Linked DNA regions of Homo sapiens: region 1 is linked to region 2. Evidence: read pairs that join two places in POLR2A ChIA-PET (ENCODE). Cell type or tissue: MCF 10A. All regions are shown on one strand. Each heading gives the region's core, and the rest is flanking DNA. Links, peaks and the distances in the headings are about the cores only.

Evidence for each region. Peaks named below come from ENCODE experiments on the same cell type or tissue, not always from the same donor. Only the 100,000 strongest peaks of a DNase experiment are listed, where the experiment ranks them.
Region 1: POLR2A ChIA-PET joins it to region 2 with 6 read pairs; 5 of 35 experiments call an interaction of 5 or more read pairs at or near these places.

Annotation. Positions count from the first base shown.
Region 1 is chr7:131,293,803-131,296,722 of GRCh38, forward strand. It overlaps a transcript of MKLN1 not described here. Among named protein-coding and RNA genes, the nearest start is that of MKLN1-AS, 33 kb to the right of the region's middle. In MCF 10A, for the core only: no CTCF peak of the experiment used is centred there; no DNase peak of the experiment used is centred there.
Region 2 is chr7:131,163,418-131,166,337 of GRCh38, forward strand. It overlaps a transcript of MKLN1 not described here. Among named protein-coding and RNA genes, the nearest start is that of LINC-PINT, 55 kb to the left of the region's middle. RefSeq lists an enhancer at 432-1,631. In MCF 10A, for the core only: no CTCF peak of the experiment used is centred there; a DNase peak (open chromatin) is centred at 1,354.

The DNA of each region.
Region 1 (2,920 bases), core at 130-2,629, 130 kb after region 2:
CTCTAAGTTCATTAATTAATAATAATAAAAGTCAGTGTCATGAAAAGCAAATAAAGTAGGGAAATGGTTCTTGATAGTCTAGAACAGGGTTTTTCAATTTAGGTATTAAATGACATTTGGGACTAGGTCATTCTTTGTTGTAGGGGGCTGTCCTGTGAATTCAGGCTCTTTAGCAGGCATCCCTGGTCTCTAGATACTAGATACCAGTAGCACACCCAGTCATGACAATCAAAAATGTCTCCAAGCGTTGCTAAAAGTCTGTCTTGGGGCACTGGACTAGAGAAACGGAATCAAATGCAATGTATGGACCTTGTTAATATCTTGGATCAAAGGCTATGTAAAAGACATTTGGTACGAATGAAGAAATCTGAATCTGAACTTAAAGATGTTATTATTGAATCACTGTTAATTTTCCCAGGCCTGAAAATGGAACTGTAGTAATGGAGGAAAATGCCCTTATTCTTAGGAGATGTATGCTGAATTATTTTAAGTGAATAACTGTAAAGTATTCAACTTACTTTCTAATGCTTCAACGGTTAAAAATGTATATTTACAGAAAGAGATAAAGCAAAAGTGAAAAAAGTGTTAATAATTGGTGAATCTAGGTGAAGCATATAGGCACATTCCTTGTACTATTCTTCCATCTTTGTGGGTCTGAAAATTTTCAAAATAAAAAATTGGGGAAAGAACGAGTTTATTGCATCTCTACTGCCTGGCTCTTCATTAATCTAACGTGATAGAAGGAGGAGGCTTGTTTTAAATGAATCTGAGTGCTCATTTTGTGTTGCCTGGGAAATGAGCTAGCTCAAACCAGGTGTGGAGAGCTAGGGCTGAGGAAGGGGGCTTCTCTCAGCCTGAGAAACTGTACACAAGCTCATCTTCCCAAGGGACCACTGTCTTCCTTTCCCTTGTGTAACATTCCACAGGAACCAAAGTCTAGATGCTGGGCAGCTTGTGTGCGTTTCCCAGATATCTCTGGTAAACAGCTGACAATAAATTCCAGGCTGCCTGGTGCCAAGATAATCTGATTATTCCTTTCATGATAAGGCTGCTCTCACACTTGCTACATACAAAAAAGAGACCCAAAGAAGGACAGAGTTCCCTTCCTTGGAACGCAAACCATCTCGTGAGGCTAGCAGGTCACCCAGAGGACGACGGGAGGATGGGGTCCTTGTGCCTTCCCTTCTCTTAATGACTTTCCCTTTGTAAGTTTTCTCTTTCCACAGAAAAACCTAATTTCTTAACCTCTACCGTGTGACAGGGGAATTCAAATCAAGCTCTGGTGCATTAAAATGGCAACTGCAAAGAGACCTATTTTGCAAGAGAGCTAAGGTTTATTTTTTTTAATTTTAATTTTTGCTCTTATTTTTATTTTATTTTATTTTGTAAAGACAGAGTGTCACTATGTTGCCCAGGCTGGTCTCAAACTCCTGGGCTCAAGCAATCCTCCCACCTTGGTCTCTCAAAGTGCTGGGATTATGGGCATGAGCCACCATGCCCAGCCAAGAGCTAACATTTAAAACACAGGCAGAACTCAGAAACCAAAAAGATAAATGCTGATAAACACATTGTGTAAAACATTTAAAACCTTTATATGGTAAGAATAAAAATGACAACAACAACAAGAACACACCATGAATAGAGCCAAAGACAAATGACACAGTAGAAAAAGTTGCAATCCAACAGAAAAAGTGCTTATTTCTTTATTTTACTAAAAGATCTTACAGTTTTATGAGGGAAAAAAGAAAAAAAAAGGCATAAAGAATAGGAACAAATATTTCATACAAATAGAGTGGCAAAAAGCCAGGTGTGGTAGTTCACGCCTATAATCCCAACACTTTGGGGCCAAGGTGGGAAGATCACTTGAGCTTAGGAGTCTGATACCAGCCTGGGCAACACAGCAAGACCTCGTCTCTACTAAAAATAAAATAAATTAACTGGACATGGTGTTACTTGCCTGTAGTGCCAGCTTCAAGGGAGGCTGAGGCAGGAGAACTGCTTGAGCTTGGGAGATGGAGGCTGCAGTGAGTAATGATTCCACTACTGCACTCCAGCCTGGGTAACAGAGCAACGTCCTATCCAAAAAAAAAAAAAAAGGAAAAAACACTTGAAAAAATACTTAGCTTCATTAGTGCTTAGAAAAATGCAGGTCACAACAGTGTGATACCATTTTTACCTATGAGTGACAAAAATTTTTAAATTCAATAAAACTTAGTTTTGGCAAAGTTACAGTGAAACTTACACTGTCGATGAATATAAAGGAACAACTTTTTTGGCGGTTACAATTTAGGAACATTAACCCAATCTTAAATGTACATATATTTTGATCCAGCAATTTCATTGAAAGGAATTTATCCTACAGAGAGTCATACAAGTCCCCAATGACATGTGTATAAGGATATTGATGGAAATGTTGTTTATAATAATAGTGTAAGTAGAAATGATTTAAAGTTCATCAGTTAGGCAACAAATAAATTTATGGCCCATCCAATGATTAAAACATCTACATGTGCTATTATGGAAATATTTCTGCTATATTACTAAATGAACAAAGCAAGGTATAGGATGATATATATTATTTGCTCTGTGTAAAAATGGAGTCTATTTTATATATCTTAATATAGAAAAAATACACCAGAAATAATTAACAGTGCTTGCCTTGTGATAAGAGTGGGAACGAGATTTTTCCCTTCCATTTTAAATCAGTTTGAAGTTTCAATTTACAGTTGCCCCTTGAAGAACATGGGTTTGAATTGCATGGGTCCACTTGTATCTGGATTTTTTAAAACCAAACTCAGATAAAAAAATACAGTAGTTGGCTCACACCTGTAATCCTAATTACTCGGGAAGCTAAAGTGTGAGGATTGCTTGATGCCAGGAGTTTGAGACCGGCATAAGCAACATAGCAAGACCCCATCTC
Region 2 (2,920 bases), core at 175-2,674:
CTATCACAATTGACATTAGATTCACAGGTCAGCCTCTGCTGTAACATTCAGATTGAGATGGAGTAGACTGAGATGAATGAGTGCTTCATTTTCATCCCTTTTCCCTGTAAAGTGGAGGGTTTTAATTTCATCCCATTTCATTCGAATTTGTGAAAACCTCAATAGGACATTCTTCACAGCAATCCTGCCCTCTTCTAAGTTTCAGTGGAGAGGAGAGACAAAACTGTCAAGGAGAGAAACCATTCTCTGAAATATTAAGCCATTCTCTAAAATATTAAACCATTCTCTAAAATATATATTTTAACTTGGTAAAATCTTCTTTTTCCTAAGGGCATCAGTGTTCTTCGCTCACAAGTAACTCTCGTGTGTATATCATTAATGCTAACGATTACTAGTTGTTAAATGCTATGACAATTTTATTTGCATTTTACATATATTATACTTGTATATAACATGTATCACGGGTATAATTTACTTTTTAAACTTCAAATACCGAAGAGGATGCCCAGTTTAGAACAGTAGCTCCTTGGGCTATTTTTCCAAGTTGGGAAGGCAGGGGGAGGATTGGAATAATTGCAAATTAAGCTTTGCCACAGGGCCTCGTTCCCAAATGTTTAAACCCTCTCATATTATTAGGGGCTAAAAATGTTGCTAAGAGCTTTTAAACAGAAAAATAGACTTACTTGCTTTGTTTTTGTTTTTGTTTTTTCTTGAGACAGGGTCTCACTCTGTCACTGAGGCTGGAGTGCAGTGGCAAGATCTAAGCTCACTGCAACCTCTGCTCCTTGGGCTCAAGCAACCCTCCCAACTCAGCTTCCTGAGTAGCTGGGACTACAGGCACACACCACCATGCCTAGCTAATTTTTGTATCTTTTTTGGTAGAGATGTGGTCTCACTATGTTAGCCAGGCTGGTCTCAAAACCTTGATCTCAAGCAATCTGCCTGCCTTGGCCTCCCAAAGTACTAGGATTACAGGTGTGTGCTGCCACACCCGGCCACTTATTTGTTTTTTATTTCTTCCCCCAGACTACAACTTTATAGCTTACCAAGAAACATGGCAACTGGACTCCTATAAGATTAATGCAAGCCAAAAATCAAGCCCTAAGAAGCTAAAACGTTTCTAGACATATATGTGCCATTTTTTTTGTTGTTTGTTTCTATTTTATTTTTTATTCAGGATCAGATTTTTAGTGCCCCTTCATTAGGTTCACTTTGGCTTAAATAGCTACATGGAAAATACATTCCAGCATTTGTTTTTTGTTTAGTCACTCTTCCATAAAATTCCTTAGCGGTTTCAAATGTCATTCAGATGAGATGACAATGAATCATAGAAGGAAGACAGAGAGAGAATGGTATTGGGAAAGGGATAGGGAGCTGGGAATCAGATGACCTGAATTCTAGTTCTGTTGCAAGAACAAATTGGCAACAAGGCCCTGGAGAATTCAAGTCCACAAACCTTTCTTGGAAACCTACTATGTTCAAGGCATTGAAATAAGTGCTGTAGGAGCAACAACGATGAACAAGACACGGATCCTCAAGGAGCTTATCACCTGGCAGGAAGGAAAGTATATTCACAAAATGATAGTATAATGTGGTACAGAATGTGTGAGTAGTGGAATAGAACTTATGGGGCACAGAAGAAAAAAAACATCATTCCAGCCAGGGAGAGTGGGGATGGCTTCATGAAGAAAGTGATATTTGGGATCCCGGAAGTGTGGGTAGGATTTCTGGGTGGGGCTTTGAGGGAAGGGTGTTTTCGTTGTTGTTGTTTTCTTTTGCTTTTTTGAGACAGAGTTTCACTCTTGTTGCCCAGGCTGGAGTGTAATGGCGCGATCTCTGCTCACTGCAACCTCTGCCTCCCAGGTTCAAGCGATTTTCCTGCCTCAGCCTCCTGAGTAGCTGGGATTACAGGCACGCGATACCATGCCTGGCTAATTTTTTGTATTTTTAATAGAAACAGAATTTCACCATGTTGGCCAGGCTGGTCTCGAACTCCTGACCTTGTGATCTGCCCGCCTCGGCCTTCCAAAGTGCTAGGATTACAGGCGTGAGCCACCACGCCCGGCCCAAGGGAAGAGTGTTTTACACAGAAGGTGTAGGGAAGTGGAGACGATGTAAGCAAAAATGTACAGTAATAAAGTACAGAGCTGGTTCAAGGAACTTGTTAGGAAGGCACAGTTAATTCTGAATAAAACAATGGGAGATAAGTTTTGAGCACTAGATTAAGATCAAATTGTGGTAGGGCTTGAATTCCAGTCTGAAGAATTTAGACCTTTTGAGTGGTGAAGAGCAGGGAGACAAATAAGATAACACGAGTGATCAGCTTTGCTAGGAAGATTGTTCTAGCGGCACCGGGTGGTACGAGGGTGAGCAGAAAGGTAGAAGGCCGGGAGATGAGTTAGAAAACGGTTATGGGGCTAGGCACGGTAGCTCATGCCTGTAATCCCAGCACTTTGGGAGGCCAAGGCAGTCAGATCGCTTGAGCCCAGGAATTCGAGACTAGCCGGGGCAACATGGCGAAACCCCATCTCTACAAAAAATACAAATGTTAGCTGAGAGTGGCAGTGTGCACCTGTGGTTCCGGCTGTGCAGGAGGCTGAGATGGGAGGACTGCTTGAACCTGGGAGGTCGAGGCTGCAATGAGCTGTGATCATGCCCATGCACTCCAGCCTGGGAGACTCTGTTTCAAAAAAAAAAGAAAATGATTATGGTAGGCTTTTGGCGGTAGGAATGGACAGAGAAGGCAAATGCAAGAGACATTCCAGAGGGAGTATTGACAGAGCTTGGCGACAATTGGTTTTGGGATGTAAAAGATTACTATGGTTTTGAGCATTGGTGAGTCAGAGGATGGAGATGCTGAGACTGTAGGAGGTTTGCCGGGAAAGATGCTGAGTTTGATTTCGAGCACATTTAGCCCATT